2 separate regions of the Mus musculus genome follow, and region 1 is linked to region 2. A link is a loop called in an ENCODE intact Hi-C map of the cell type or tissue named here. Cell type or tissue: heart. All regions are shown on one strand. Links, peaks and the distances in the headings refer to the core of each region. The heading gives the core; the rest is flanking DNA.

What was found. Peaks named below come from ENCODE experiments on the same cell type or tissue, not always from the same donor. Only the 100,000 strongest peaks of a DNase experiment are listed, where the experiment ranks them.
Region 1: it touches region 2 in a loop (2.1-fold over the local background); 2 of 42 quality-filtered maps call a loop at or near these places.

What each region holds. Positions count from the first base shown.
Region 1 is chr7:4,443,676-4,451,334 of GRCm38, forward strand. It overlaps Rdh13 (retinol dehydrogenase 13 (all-trans and 9-cis)), which reads right to left and starts at 1,982. Exons shown (of 7, transcript NM_175372.4): 1 at 1,772-1,982; 2 at 528-646. The coding sequence starts at 1,836. In heart, for the core only: a CTCF peak has its summit at 3,663 (motif pointing left); a DNase peak (open chromatin) is centred at 2,016; H3K4me3 peaks cover 1,226 bases; H3K27ac peaks cover 1,204 bases.
Region 2 is chr7:4,792,766-4,800,424 of GRCm38, forward strand. It overlaps Rpl28 (ribosomal protein L28), which reads left to right and starts at 200. Exons shown (of 5, transcript NM_009081.2): 1 at 200-233; 2 at 556-644; 3 at 738-861; 4 at 1,299-1,417; 5 at 1,653-1,782. The coding sequence starts at 564. The coding sequence ends at 1,742. In heart, for the core only: a CTCF peak has its summit at 3,436 (motif pointing left); no DNase peak of the experiment used is centred there; H3K4me3 peaks cover 436 bases.

The DNA.
Region 1 (7,659 bases), core at 1,379-5,378, 350 kb before region 2:
AACATATCAAGATATGCAAATACTGAGGCTGGCAATTGGCTCAACAGGCCACAGCACTTACTGCTAAGTCTGAGGACCAGGGTTCAATGTCAGGACCTACAGAGCAGAAGGAGAAAACCAGCTTCCATGGTTGTCTACACAGATGGCAAACTCAGACCCACTCCAGCCCAACATACACACACTACATAATAAAAACAGGTTTGGTTTTGGATAGTTTTGAGAATGTGAATTATGTAGCTGTTGGGGTGTGTGTGTGTGTGTGTGTGTGTGTGTGGTGTCTGCCTTTATTCACTTAGCACAACATCCTGTAGAATCATCACACAGAAGCATGTCTGAATTCCTTTCCTTTTGAAAGCATAGTAATATTCCACTGTATGGATGAGCCGTATTCTGTTTATTTGTCTGCAAATTGACACCTGGAATGCTTCTGCCTTCGAGGTATTATAAACAAGGCTGCCATACACAACATTGTGCACACAACAGTGTGCACATAACTCTTCAAACCCCAGAGCAGGGGCTGCTCTTACCTCTTTTAGCCAGCTCCAAAGCAGTTTGTTTCCCGATGCCTGTGTTGGCTCCTGTCACGATAACAGTCTTCCCAGGTATGGTGGCCTTGCTGGGACAAGCCCCACCAGCGACATAGTCCCTGAAGGTGAGAAACAGCACAGTGAGTTCTGTCTGCCTCGTGCCTGCCTCAAGATTTATGAGCTGGGGCAAAGCACTCGTAAGCTCACATCCATCACCAAAGCACCCAAACACACGGGAGTCCTCGTCATGGCCTCAGAAAAGGATTATACGTTGGAACATCTCCAAGAGGTAACAATCATTTATTCATACTTTTATAAAAACAAAAGACAATAGCCAGAAGTGGTGGTACACACTTGCAAGCCCAGTACTCAGGAGGCAATGGCAGGAATACCAGGAATTTAAGGTCATCATCCTCGACTACAGAGCAAGCTCAAGGCCAGCCTAGGCTACATGCTGCCTTGTCTATAGATGGATGGATGGATAGACAGACAGACAGACAGAATGCATGACGTTGGAAGGAGCATGTGTCAGAAGGGGTCCATGGAAGTTGGAGAACAATGATTGGGAAGCGGGTGTGTATACATCAAGAAGCTGGAGAGATGTCTCAGCAGTAAGAGCACTGCTGCTCTTACAGAGGACCCAGGATCAGCTCCCAGCACCCCACACGGTGACTCACAATAACTCCAGTTCCACGGGATCTAACATCTTCTTTTAACCTCCGAAAGCATAGCATATGCATACATGCGGGGGGGGGGGGGGCGGGGAGGGAAACACCTCATGTAAGCTGTTAGCGGTGACAGACACGCATGTCCTTGGTCCCAGCACTCAGGAGGCAGAGGCAGATCTCTCGTGAATTCAAAATCAGCCTGGTCAATATAACGAGTTCCAGGCCAGCCAAGGCTTCATGGTGAGACCCAGTCTGAAAAACGCAAGGAAGGAAAGAAGGACGGGGGAGGAGAGGAAAGGGAAGAAAGGAAGGAAGGGGAGGCAAACAGGCTGGGCAAAGAGGAAAGGGTAGAGAAGGAGTGGTCCAGAGATAAAATGAGCACAAGATCCATGCTCCACCCCTTCTCCCTAGGTGACCTTGAAGAGGTGACCCGCCCTCCTCTCCCGGAAAAGCCATACTAGTGAGCGGGAAGAATTCGTCCGAGGACTTAGGACAAGGGATACTTCTCTGGCCTTGTTTGGCATTCCCCTGTCGCAAACCTACCACCAAGCGCGCAGAGAAGACGCGCAGACTCACTTGAGCAGCACGGTGCCGCCGATCACCGTGCCCACTACGGACACCGGCAGCAGAAAGCGGCTCATCCCAGGCTGGGGAAAAGGGTGTCCGTGGGTCTGCACTCCAGGCCACTCCGCGGACGAACGCGCTGCCCAGGAACCCACGTGCGCTCGAGTAGCGTGAACGTGGAATCACACAGCCACCAGAACCCGGCTATGGGGAGTGACCAGATGTGGAGGCGGGGCTTTAGGAAGTAGGCCCATGGCGCACTTAATGCTGGGAAACGTAGTTTCTGGAGATGGAATGCGGCCGAGGTTGACAGGCGTGTCAGCTACCAGATCAAATGTCATCACACTCAACCAATCCAAGGGCGTCCTGAAGTTCGGGAAGAAAAAGAGAGAGAGAGAGAGAGAGAGAGAGAAAGAGGGGGGGAGGGAGGGAGGGAGGGAGGGAGGGAGGGAGGAAGGAAGGAAGGAAGGAAGGAAGGAAGGAAGGAAGGAAGGAAAGAAGGAAGGAAAGAAGGAAGAAATAAAAAAAATAGTAGCTGGGTGGTAGTGGTGCTCGCGTTTAATCCCAGCATTACGGAGACAGGAGCAGGCAAACCCATAAGTTTGTGGCCAGCCTGTTCTACAGAGGGAGTTCTAGGAAGCCAGATCCATGCAGAAGAATACTATCTGGGAGGAAGAAAATAAATAAAGTAGATAGATAGATAGTTTGGTACCAAGCATTTCCATTTCCAGACATCGAGACCCTGTAGAATGAACCATGGTTTTTCTCCTCTAAATAATAGTTAATGGTAGCACTTTCTGTGTAGGCCTTGTGAAGGAGGGAAGAAGGCTGGGACCTGGACCCCTGGGTCTGAGGGAGGAGGGTGAAGTATAGATTCCTGAGTCTGAGGGAGAAGGGTAGGATTTGGACTCTTGTGTTTAAGAGTGGAAGTCTGGGGTGTGGGCTTTGGATCTGAGGGAGGAAACTGAGACCTGGACCATTGGATTTGAAGGAAAAGAAGGATACTGGCTTTAAAACAACAGTGAGATGGTGCATGGGGTAGAGACACTTGTCATACAAGCTTTGCAACTTGTGTTTGATTCCTAGAACATGGTGGAAAGATAAAATCAACTCCCAAAAGTTGTCCTCTGACCTTCCACCACGGCATGTATGTGTCCACACACTTATACACCAAAAGGAAAGAATAATATATTTAAAACATACTAAAGTGTTAGTGTCTAGAAGCAGGAGAGGAGGAAAGGAAGACAGACAGACAAACAGACGAACGGACAGAAGGAAGGAAGGAAGGAAGGAAGGAAGGAAGGAAGGAAGGAAGGAAGGAAGGAAGGAAAAGAAAGGAAGTTAGGAAAAAGGCTATAGACAGTGGACAAATACATCCTGTCACTAGAAAATGTCAGCACACTTGACACCTGTTTGTCTTCATGAAGGTGACAAGGAGATAAATATTTTTCAATTATCAGATTGGCAACATTATAATAAATATTCAGTGTTGGCAAGGATCAGGGGAAACTCCCTGTTGGTGGGAGTCAATTATCTGGTGTTCCTGAAAGTCTAGTCAGACACCTGTCACAGGATGATCCGTGTATACTATTGACCCAGACATTCCCTTTGTAAGAAGTTATACTTAGGAAATGATTGGTCATTCCAAAAGAAAAAAAGAACAACTGGCCTTAGTGTGCACTTGTGAGTGCTCACTCACAACTTCTTGCAACTTACTTAACACCTCTTGTGTTCCAAGCACAGCTACTGAATTCAATCCTTACCACACAGTTTCCCTGACAGTAACAGTAAAGGCTGATTCTCCTGGGACTGGAAAGGTAGGTCAGTGGCACTTGCTGCTGCTGCAGAGGACCCCAGCACCCAACAACCATGTCTAACTCCAGTTTCAGGGATTCAGACGCCCTCTTCTGGCCTTCCCAGGCACTGCACAAAAATGGCTCAGAGACAACTCAAGCAGGTACAACATTCACACATAAGATAAATAAATAACTTTTCATTTAAAAAGAGTGTTTTTCAAATGTCTGAGAGCCTTCATCTACCACAAATGTGAGGAGGTGTCCTAGTTAGGGTTACTATTGCTATGATAAAACACCATGACCAAAAGCGAGTTGGGGAGGAAGAGGATAATTAGAAAGGATTACAGGCTGTGATCCAGCTAGTCCAACAATGGCTGTCTACCAATGACCAAAGAATTCAGTAGTTGTTCAGTCCAAGAGGCTGGTCTTCAGTGTGTACCAGAATCCTGAAGAATGACACTCCAATGACAGTGAAACAATGGACTTGGAAAGACCGTGGTTGGAAAATTGGCACCTGGAGTTGGGTGTTGCTGTGACAGACCTGACCATGTGTTTCAGGGAGGATTGTGAAAGAACCTTGGAACTCTGGGCCTTTGAGTGTTGAGAGCTTAGTGGGCTGCTCTGTGGAAGCTTAGAAGATAAGAATGTTGAGAGCACACCAGCCAGCAGCACTCCTTCACGGCCTCTGCATCAGCTCCTCCCTCCCGGTTCCTGCCCCGTTTGAGTTCCTGTCTTGACTTCCTATGATGATGAACATGATATGGACATGTAAGTCAATAAATCCTTTCTTCTTCAACTTGCTTTGATCATGGTGTTTCATCTGACTAAAATGGTAAGAAGAAGACAAGCAGAAAAACCACAGTGGGTGCTACATTTTTTGTTTTGTTTGTTTGTTTGGAAACAGGGCCTCTTGTAGTCTAGGCTGGTCTCTAACTCACTATGTAGTTGAGGACAACCTTGAGTGCATTCAGCCTAAAATCATCTACTCCTAGAACAGACTCCTACTGAGAATGCTCTTAGTCCTCTCAACTGCCCTGGGATTGCAGCCACTCCTCCACAGAAGCAGGAAGCAGACACAGACGATGCACAAACAAACCACTGCATCTATGTTGCAATAAAGCTTTATGTGGAAAACAAGCAGAGAGACAGTTTGCCAGCCCCTACCATGCAATTTGGAAAAAAAGAAAATGTCAAGAAGGCATTTGTTACAAGAACCTGTTCCATAGTGAGTTCCAGAACATGGGCTGCCTAGAACGCGGTTATTACAAAGAGGAAGATGCAAGCAAAGTTCTGCTTTTGAAGACCTCCTGTCCAATTCCGAGACACACCCAAGGTGGGTGGAATGTCTCTGTGCACTTCAGGTTGACTCTGCACCCTTTGCCAAGATTGATATTGTCAAGAAAAAAAAAAAATGGTGCACACTGGGTGCTGTCCCAGGTGCTGAGAGTAGTCCTCCATAGGGTCCTCTGATTTCCCAGGGCAGAAGTTTCAAGACATCCAGAAAAGGTCTCTCTCAGTCCCTCCTCCCCTCCCTCACTTCCTCCCTACCTTTCTCTCTCTCTCTCTCTCTCTCTCTCTCTCTCTCTCTCTCTCTCTCTCTCTCTCTCTCCCTCCCTCCCTCCCTCCCTCCCTTCTTTCCTTTCTTCCTCCCTCCACCTCCAACCCTTGTTTTTGAAAGTGTGGCTCAGACTCCCTGTGTAGCTGAGGATGACCCTGAACTCCCAATTCTCCTGCCTCCACCCCACTCTACCCACCACATTTGGTTTGTACAGTGCTGGGTGATATGTTTTGTAAAACAAGGTATGATGCAGCAGGAGGGGGTGCCTCAGCAGGCCCATGCTGAGGCATCCCCACCCCTTGAGGTACCAGCCATACAATGGGTCTAGTATAAAATAGAGTTTATTTGGGGGCATGAGAAGGGGAGTTGAGAAAGGAGTAGAGACAGATAAAAAGAGCAGAGAGGAAAGAGAGAGGGAGGAGGAGGAGGAAGAGGAGGAGGAGGAGAGAAGGAGGGGGAGGGGGAAGGGAAGGGGAAGGGAGAGGCTGACCAAGAACACATGTCGAGAGAATGGGGGAAGGGGTCAGGGGGAGAGATCAGAAGTAGGAGTCAGAGCTCCAGAAAGCCCAGTCTTTTTATAGGAAGCCAGGCTCTCATACCTGACTGTTGCTAGGTAACTGCTGGGTGGAGCCTAGAAGAAACGTTAACATGCTAACACTGTGGTTCCTGACTGAGCATTCTAAGTGCTAGGAAAACTTACCTATTTAACACAGTACTGGGAATCAAACCCATGGCTTTGTTCATGAATGGTAGACAAGCAATCTACCAACTGAGCTAGATCCTCAGCTCCCAGAGAGGCCCTTGTTTGAAGCTACTGGATAATGAAGTCATTTGTTACATGGCCACAGCTGGTAAAACACATATTCTGTTTATCAGTACATCTTGTTAGAATAAACCTTGAGCAAACTCTGTCAGACCCAGACAAAGGTCCTATGTTGAAACTCCAACCCCTTTCCCATCACTGAGTTGCCAAACTCAGTCTCCCACTATGATCCACATCCTGATAGCTGGGGCAAGGCGGCTTCTAAACATAAAATAGCCTTGTCTGGACAAACAATTCCAGGAGGAATTGCAGACTTAGCATTTGGCTACCTGAAGCTGTGTTAACGTCCCATGTTCCAAACCTCCCATATAAACTCCAAGTATCCCTTCCCTTTTTTGGCAGACCCCTTTTCTGATGTATCAGCCCCTGACTGTTAGAAATAAACAGTCCAGTCTGTCGAGGCCAGTACCCTGTCTCTTTAAGCTGCCTCGTAAATCTAACATACCACACACCAAGCACTCCACTCATGTTCCAATAACCCAGAGAAGAGAAGAGAGGCGAGAGATGGAGGAACCAAGGCTGGGTGAGAAAGGAGGACTGGGGATGGAAAGAAGAAAGACAAAAAAAAAAAAAAAGGAGAGTTGGTGATGTTGCCTGCCAGGACCACAGAGCCTGGGCAAAGATAGGCTGGAGGCAACCCTGGAGAGGGCAGAGGAGGCCTGGGCAGGGAGGCAGGACACACCGCTGGCCAGGAAGGGTGCTTCCAAATGTGAGAAGAACTAGGCAAGAAGCAGAAGGCAGAGATGCATCTAAAGTGGGGAGGAGGTGGCAGCTTGATTTTGGGGTGACATTGCATAGATGGAAGAGATGAGTCTGCAGTCCTCAAAAAAAGGACCTAGATTATGACTTTAAGGCCAGGTTGCAAAGCTTGTCTGTGGCTTGGAGGGTATTGGGGAGCCACAGAGAAATGAAAGGTCATGAGCAAGGTGACTGTTTTCATGACTGGGGAGGTGTTTGTTTGCTCACTTTGCTTTTTGTTTTCATGTCTCTCTCTCTCTCTCTCTCTCTCTCTCTCTGTGTGTGTGTGTGTGTGTGTATGTGTGTGTGTGTGTGTGTGTGTGTGTGTGTGTGTGTGTGTGTGTGTGTGTGTGTATTTGTCATAACTGCTTTTTTTCAGGCTCAGATTCAGACTATAGACTGAAGAGGAGCAACAGCTCCAGCATCAGCTACCTCCACATGTGTTTAGCTGTACCCCAGGATCTATTCTTCCCTCCTTGCTCATGGTACTAGACCTAGCACTGGAACGGTACCCACCCTTCCTCCCCCTCCTCCTCCTCTTCCTCTTCCTCCTTCTCTTCCTCCTCCTTCCTTCCTGCTGGCTGGAGGACAGTTGTGATGGCAGCAGTGGAGCAGCTGTCTTCAGTCCCAGATGAAAGCTATGCAGTAGTGCATTCCCTGCCCACAGACGTGCCTTCCACAGCTTCAGACACACAAGATTAATCTTTGGCTCAAAACACCAAATGGAAAATTCTAGAAACAAATGCTTTATAAATTTCAAGTCGTGTTCTGAGCTGCATGATAAGATCTGGAGTTTTCTGAATGTGCAGGTGTCTCCTGCCAGCATTGAACTTAAGGAGAGCCGCTCTGTGCAGTTTCATTTAAATCTCTATCCCTGAAACATACCACAATACCTGGCATAGAATAAATGCTTAATAAACACTTGGAGAGGGAACATCTTGGATGAGTAGCCATAAAAAAATTCAGAGCACAGGCTAGGGGTGGT
Region 2 (7,659 bases), core at 1,623-5,622:
CCCCGGCGCCTCATCACGGTACGCACCGCGAGAACTCGCCGGGACCTTCAGACGAAGAGCTCCGAAGGTTCCCGAGTCAAAAAGACTCGGAGGCGGAACCCAAGGCCCAGAGGAAGCTGGGTAGCCGAGTTCAGGCGCGCCACGGGAGGAAGCGGAAATGCGTTGCCATTTTAAAGGTGTCGTCCCGCCTCTCGTGTCTCTCTTTCCGTCTCCGGCCGCCATAGGGAGAGGAGGTGAGTGTGAGGCCTCTGTCCGTCCCGCGTGGCCGCCATCTCGCTCCCACGGCCTCGGTCTCCTGCCTGGGCTTTCTCTCCTTGTACCCAAGCACCATTCGCTGCCCTCATTCCCCACCGGAAGTGGGGCCTCAGCGTCCCTTCCCCCTTCTAAGTCTCCGCGGTGTTAGCTCGGCCTGCCTCCTTTGCTCACCCTTTCCTCGGCCGTGTAAAGCTCTTGCTCGCTTTTTCCCAACGGTGCTGCCGCTTACCCAGCCGCCTGTCCACGGCCTGCTTCTTTCTGACATCTTTCACACCCCCCCCCCCCCCGGCTTCTCCCCAGCCGCCGCCATGTCCGCGCATCTGCAGTGGATGGTCGTCCGGAACTGCTCCAGTTTCTTGATCAAGAGGAATAAGCAGACGTACAGCACGGTGAGTCGGGCCCGCGTGTGAGGGGCACTGTGGCTCTTTTGCGTATCGGAGCCTCCGGGCCTTAACTTAACATCGTGTACACCTATTCCCCAGGAGCCAAATAATCTGAAAGCCCGAAACTCCTTCCGCTACAACGGGCTAATTCACCGCAAGACCGTCGGAGTGGAGCCGGCCGCCGATGGCAAAGGGGTCGTGGTAGTTATGAAACGCAGATCCGGTGAGCCTTTGCACACGATAGCGCTCCCTTTTTCCAGGGTCCAGAACTGCCCTTCCTCTGACTTCCCGGCTGTGTAAGGTGATCTTTAAATTAAGAAGTGTAGAGAGAAACTTAAGTACAGTTTCTCTATGTAGACCTCAATGTCCTGGAACTCTACATCAGGTTGGTCTAGAACTCAGAGATCCACCTGCCTCTGCTTCCTGAGTGCTTGGATTAAGTGCATGCGCTATGTCCCTCCTGTATCTGGGAGGTTCCTAAAGAGGGATGGGATTTTCCCGGGCTTTAAGACTTACCTGTGACAGTCACCTAAGGGATGTACTGAATGGGCTGGAGGGAAGATGGGGTGAGCATGGTCTTCAGAGAGGCTCTGTGTTCCATCAGGCAGATGCTCTGAAGGGCTCATGCAGATGGACTGATTCCTAGGCTTTCCTTACCAGGTCAGCGAAAACCTGCCACTTCTTATGTGAGGACCACCATCAACAAGAATGCTCGGGCTACCCTCAGCAGCATCAGACACATGATCCGAAAGAACAAGTACCGCCCTGATCTGCGTATGGTGAGTAATGGATGGGTACTTAAGGCAGGGGGGCAGCTGGTACTAAACCTGAGGGGCTGCATGCAGGCCTGGGTGCTTGGCTCTGCCTAGCTGGAGCTAGACTCGGGACTTTTGATCACTCACACACACACACACACACACACACACCCTGCCTCCCCGGAGTCCTAGGAAACAAGCAGCAGTAAATGGGAGTGTCTTTTGAGTTTGTGAGCTAAGTTCCTTGTCCTGTCCTCAGGCGGCCATCCGCAGGGCCAGTGCCATCCTTCGAAGCCAGAAGCCTGTGGTGGTGAAGAGGAAACGGACCCGCCCCACCAAGAGCTCCTGAGCCCCACACGCCCGAAGCAATAAAGAGTCCACTGACTTCCATTAGGCCTCCAAAATGTTTTGTGCTCATTGAGCTGTGGCTCTGCGCTGTCTTTAGTTGTGCTATCAAAGCTATTAGAACTTGTTCATCTGGAGTGAGGGTTGTTGGGGATAGAAGCTGTTCAGGGCCATCTGGGTACCAACAGGAGTGAGAGCGGCTTGTGCAGGACATTCAGTTGATTCCTGTGGAAACAGGAGTGAGGGTAAATGACTTCAGGGTTCTTAGCTGCTGACACTGTCAGATATCCTGAGCTTGAGGCTGTCTCACCAGGTCTTAGTCCACTGACCCAGATAAGGCCCCCACCCTTCAGTTGACAAGCCTCCTTATAAGAAGGAAATGGGAGGTTCAATACCCGGTTTCAGAGTGAAGTCTTCAGTTATCAGATGCTCTGATGTGTGAAACAGTGATACTCCTGAAGGAAACATTCTGGTGGGTGTCAGCTGGGACTTTGTGCTGCTGCAGTAGAATTTCAGTGTGAATTGCTGACCTTAGAAAATGTCAACAAAGTCTAGTGTTTACCAAATGCATGTCCTTTATATTTGTAATCTCAGCATTCTGGTAGGCTGAAGCAGGTGACTAAGGCCAGCCTTGTTTATAAAGCAACTCCGAGAATACCCAGGGCTATAGAGACGACCACATCTCAGAAATCAGCCATTGTAAGTCTATCTGGGTGGGTGGGTAAGTAAAGTGAGTATACAGGTGTACTGAGGGACTCAGTGGCCATTTCTTGCCCCTTCCAGCCAGTACTAGCATTTCCTGGAAAACTTGAGGCTCACATGCAAAATAGTACCCATACCATTTTTGCTGGATTTTTGTCGCTGCTACACAACTCAGGCCAAAGTGCTGCCTGGGCTTTGGTCCCAACTGGATCATTGTCCATTCCAGTCCGACTTGAACTATTTTCTTTTCTTTTTTTTTTTTTTTTTTAAGATTTTATTATATGTAAGTACTCTGTACCTGTCTTCAGACACACCAAAGGAGGGCATCAGATCTCATTATGGATGGCTATGAGCCATCATGTGGTTGCTGGGATTTGAACTCAGGACCTTCGAAAGAGCAGTCATTGCTCTTAACTGTTGCCATTTCCAGCCCCTTGAACTATTTTTTTTTTTAAAGATTTATTTATTATATGTAAGTACACTGTAGCTGTCCTCAGATACTCCAGAAGAGGGGATCAGATTTCGTTATGGATGGTTATGAGCCACCATGTGGTTGCTGGGATTTGAACTCACAACCTTCGGAAGAGCAGTCGACGCTCTTAACCACTGAGCCATCTTGCCAGCCCCCCCTTGAACTATTTTTAACCCAAGTTTAACTCATGGCACCTCTCTCCCCACTGATAGACCCTGGCTCAGCTCACTGAAGTGAACTGAGACCCTTATGTTTTGAGATGCTGGTGAGCATAGCGTTCTTGGCAGCAGTCCACCCTGTTGACCTATCGACGGGAAAATATTTTTTTTAACTTATACTCATTTTTATTGGGGTGTAAATAAGGTGAATTCACCCTCTTTGAAAAAGCATGTGTAGGGGCTAGAGGGAAGGCTCAGCAGTTAAGCACTGGCTGCTCTTCCAGAGAGTTCTGACCTCATTTCTCAGTATTCAGCTTTGGATCACACCATCTATAATGGGATCTGATGCCCTCTTCTGGCACACAGGTGTACATGCAGACTTAGGACTCAAATGAATGTAAAAAAGCCAATGTGGTACATGCAGGAGGTCAGAGGAGGATGGTGTCCTGATTGTTCCTTTTAAGACAGTCCCATTGAATTGGATTTAGGCTCGGAAGTCAGCAACCCCCAGCTTGTCTCTGCCCACCTTTGTGCTGGGAGTACAGTACAGCTGTGTGGCAGCATCTGGCTCTGTTGTCCATGAATCAGTTTGCACATGGGGAGGTCAGAGGACAATACATGGTTTTATTCCTATACTTTTAGGTGGATTCTGGAGGTCAAACTCAGGTTGCCAGCCTTGAGGGCAAGCTCCTTTTACTAAGCTTTTTTTTGTTTTTCGAGACAGGGTTTCTCTGTGTAGCCCTGACTGTCCTGGAACTCACTTTGTGGACCAGGCTGGCCTCCAACTCAGAAATCCACCTGCCTCTACCTCCCAAGTGCTGGGATTAAAGGTGTGTGCCACCACGCCCTGCTTTCACTAAACTATCTTGTTAGTCCATGACTAGCTTTGTAAACAATTTTTTGTTTTCTCAGTGTAACTCTGCCTGTCCTGGAACTGGCTCTTGTGCTGGGATTTAAGGCATATGCTGCCACTATTGAGCTTAATTTTTATCGATTTTAATGAGACAGGTTCAGTGTCTGTTGCCCTGGCTGTCCTGAAACTCACTATGCAGACCAGGCTGGCCTGGAACTCGGATCCTCCTGTCTCCTGGGATTAAAGGCGTATGCTGATCCCGATCTCCGCTATGACTGGCTTTCTCCTGTGGGTGCTGAGGATTTGAACCCTGCTGTCCCTTCCCTCACTGGCCTGCATAGCAGTGTAGTATAACAGGCTGCCTCTGTTGGGAATACAGTTTGCACCATCACATAAAAATCAGTCTTTTTCCAGGACAGCCAGGGCTATACAGAGAAACCCTGTCTCGAAAAACCGGAAAGAAAAAATGAGTCTTTTCCACCAGGTTTAATGTCCTGTAGGTTACTTGGCGTGCCTCCCTGTGTTTCCTTGCATGGCTGAGCAGGCTCAGCTGTAAGTCTTTGGGAATGGAGGTAGGTTTTTGTGCAACTAGAATTGGTCAGGAGGCCCACTTGCATTTCCTTGTTGATCTGTTTACTAATTAGTTCAACCACAGCCTGCACACTTAGAATGCTCATGAGCACTTGGAGGGATGGCTTAGTAAAGACCACTTGCTCCTGCAAAGGACCCAGTTTCTTTCCCAAGAACCCATGTCAGGCTTCTGTAACTCCAGAGAATCATTGCCATTGGGCTCCACAGGCACTTCTGTTCACATGCACATTCTCACAGATACACAAATATGTATGTACGTTTGTGTGTGTTTCATATATATGAAACATGAGGGAACCAACCTTGTAACTTCTGCACTGCATCCAAAGAGGTGCTCGGTAAATGCTTGTCACGGAACGAGCAAGAGACAGATCCTCTTCAATAGCGTTTCTTCCAGTTTCTATTAACTTCACCACTGACCCCGATGGAATCCCATAGGAAATAGTTCCCAGCATCTGTGTATAATACATCAAAATACCAGAGTTGCTTAGGGTTGGGAGCCGGTTGGTAGGCAGAGAGCACACACACAAAGGAGTTTCCCTCCCCAGAAGTCAAATTGATAGTGATAATCATTAATCAGGCAGATGGATAACATTTACCAGCAGGACAATCCAAGGCCTCAGATCTCTCCAGGACAAGTCTTTTTGGCATGAGCAGTGTTTGAGCCAGCTCAGCTGAGTTAATCTGTACTGTACAGCCTATCCCCAGTCCTTGCCTTACCTATACTGAGCATATACAGAGATCCAACTGTAGGAATGCAATCTATAAACAAAATTGTTTTTAAATTGTGTCTCAGACTAGTATGGGCTGAGTGTACCTAGCAACTTTCACAATTTTTCTGTACATGCAAAACTGTCCTAAAGCCGGGCGTGGTGCTGCACGCCTTTAATCCCAGCACTTTGGAGGCAGAGGCAGGCAGATTTCTGAGTTGGAGGCCAGCCTGGTCTACAGAGTGAGTTCCAGGACAGCCAGGGCTACACAAAGAAACCCTGTCTCGAAAAACCAAGAAAAAACCAAACAACCCAAGTCATCCTGTTCTTGAGCCATCTCCTCAACCCGCATGTTTAAACGTTGTGCATTCATACAGACTTTCCTCCCAAAATAAGATTAAGGAACTGGGTGCCCAAGAGATAGGATGAGAATGAATTATTCCAATGCAGAACTACAGCAATTTGTTTGTTTTTAAGATAGGATTTCTCTGTGTAGTCTCAGGTGACCCAGGACTTATAACAGCAATCTTTCAAACTTAAAATATTTGGGCTGGCAAGATGGCTCAGGAAATAAGTAAGGGAGCTTGGCTCCAAGCCTGAGGACCTGAATTCTATCCCTGGAAAGCATATGTAGGAGAGAAGCAACTCCTGCAGGCTATTCTCCAACCTCTGCATGCACATTGCTTCACATGCCCACACATGCTCACAAAAACAGTACATGTGAAAATTGTGCGTTTGATGTGTGTATGGATCCTGGCAAGAGAGGAGTCATGGACCAAGAGAGCAAAGTGGCTTGTATCCAAAATGGTACTTACATAGAGATGACAGGCTGGAGGAGAGGTAGGGGTGGGTGAGACATCTTCTGGATCTCTTTGCGACCTAACAACAGTGTGAGTACTTAAGCACATTTATAAGGCTTGTGGGGATCTGAACTGAGATCCTCACCCTTGTGTGGCAAGTACACTATCCTGTGAACTCTCTCCCCAGGCTAAGGTATTTTAAAAGATTTACTTTTACATATATGAGGGTTTTGCCTATATTCATGTGTACCACGTAATGTGCTTGGTACCTGTGGAGGTCAAAGGGTTCAGATCCGCTGGAACCAGAGTTAGCAGACTGCTATGAGCTACCATGTGCGTACTGGGAATTGAACTCAAGTCCTCTTCACCACGGAGCCATCATTCCAGCTCCCCCTCCTCCACCACCACCTTTTTGCATTAAAAATAGAATGAGAGACATGGTTTGGTGGCACATGCATTTAATCACATGAGATGAAGCAACTTAATCTCCGAGTTGGAGGCCTGATCTACATAATGTATTCCAGGCCAGCCAGGGCTACATAGTGAGACCCTGTCTTAAAATGGAGGTTGGGGAGCATGGCTAGATAGTTCATCTATCTAGTAGTAGGGGCTTTTGCTCTCCATGACAACCTGAGTTCAATCCATGGAGCCCACGTGATTAAAGGAGAGAGCTGACTTTCATAAGTTGTCCCCTGACCTACATACACACAGTAACAAATATGTCATCTGTCTTCTAAAAATACCTTTAAAATATTTAGTGTGTATGTGTGTGAAATGTTGTGTGGGCACAGCAAATGTGTGACAACCCTATGGAGTCAGTTCGTCCACATTAATGTGGGCTTTGGGAACAAATTCAAGTTCTCAGGCCTGGGTAGCAAGCATTTGAAACCAAAGGAAACATCTTGCCGGTTGTAGTTTTTGCAGTTTTGAATGGGTCATATTCATAAGGTGTTTACAGCCCTCCTTTGGGGCATCTGAAGCTGGCAGAAACAGCAGTGTGTCATGTATAATGCATGTTGCCTTGCTTTTTATTTTGTTTTGATTTTACATAGTCTGGAAAAGCTCTGAACAGAAGAGCATGTACGAGAGAAAAGAGAATATGATACTTGTTATACACTTTTAAAAATGTTATTGGTGGGCTGGCGAGATGGCTCAGTGGGTAAGAGCACCCGACTGCTCTTCTGAAGGTCCAGAGTACAAATCCCAGCAACCACATGGTGGCTCACAACCATCTGTAACAAGATCTGACTCATCTGGAGTGTCTGAAGACAGCTACAGTGTACTTACATATAATAATAAATAAATCTTTTTAAAAAAATGTTATTGGTGAGGCTGGGCGTGGCGCACGCCTTTAATCCCAGCACTCAGGAGGCAGGGGCAGGTGGATTTATGAGTTCGAGGCCAGCCTGGTCTACAAAGTGAGTTCCAGGACAGCCAGAGCTATACAGAGAAACCCTGTCTCGAAAAACCAAAAAAAAAAAAAAAAAAAAAAAAAACAGTTATTGGTGGGGCTGGAGAGATGGCTCAGCAGTTAAGAGCACTGACTGTTCTTCTGAAGGTCCTGAGTTCAAATCCCAGCAACCACATGGTGGCTCACAACCATCTGTAATAAGATCTGACTCCCTCTTTTGGAGTGTC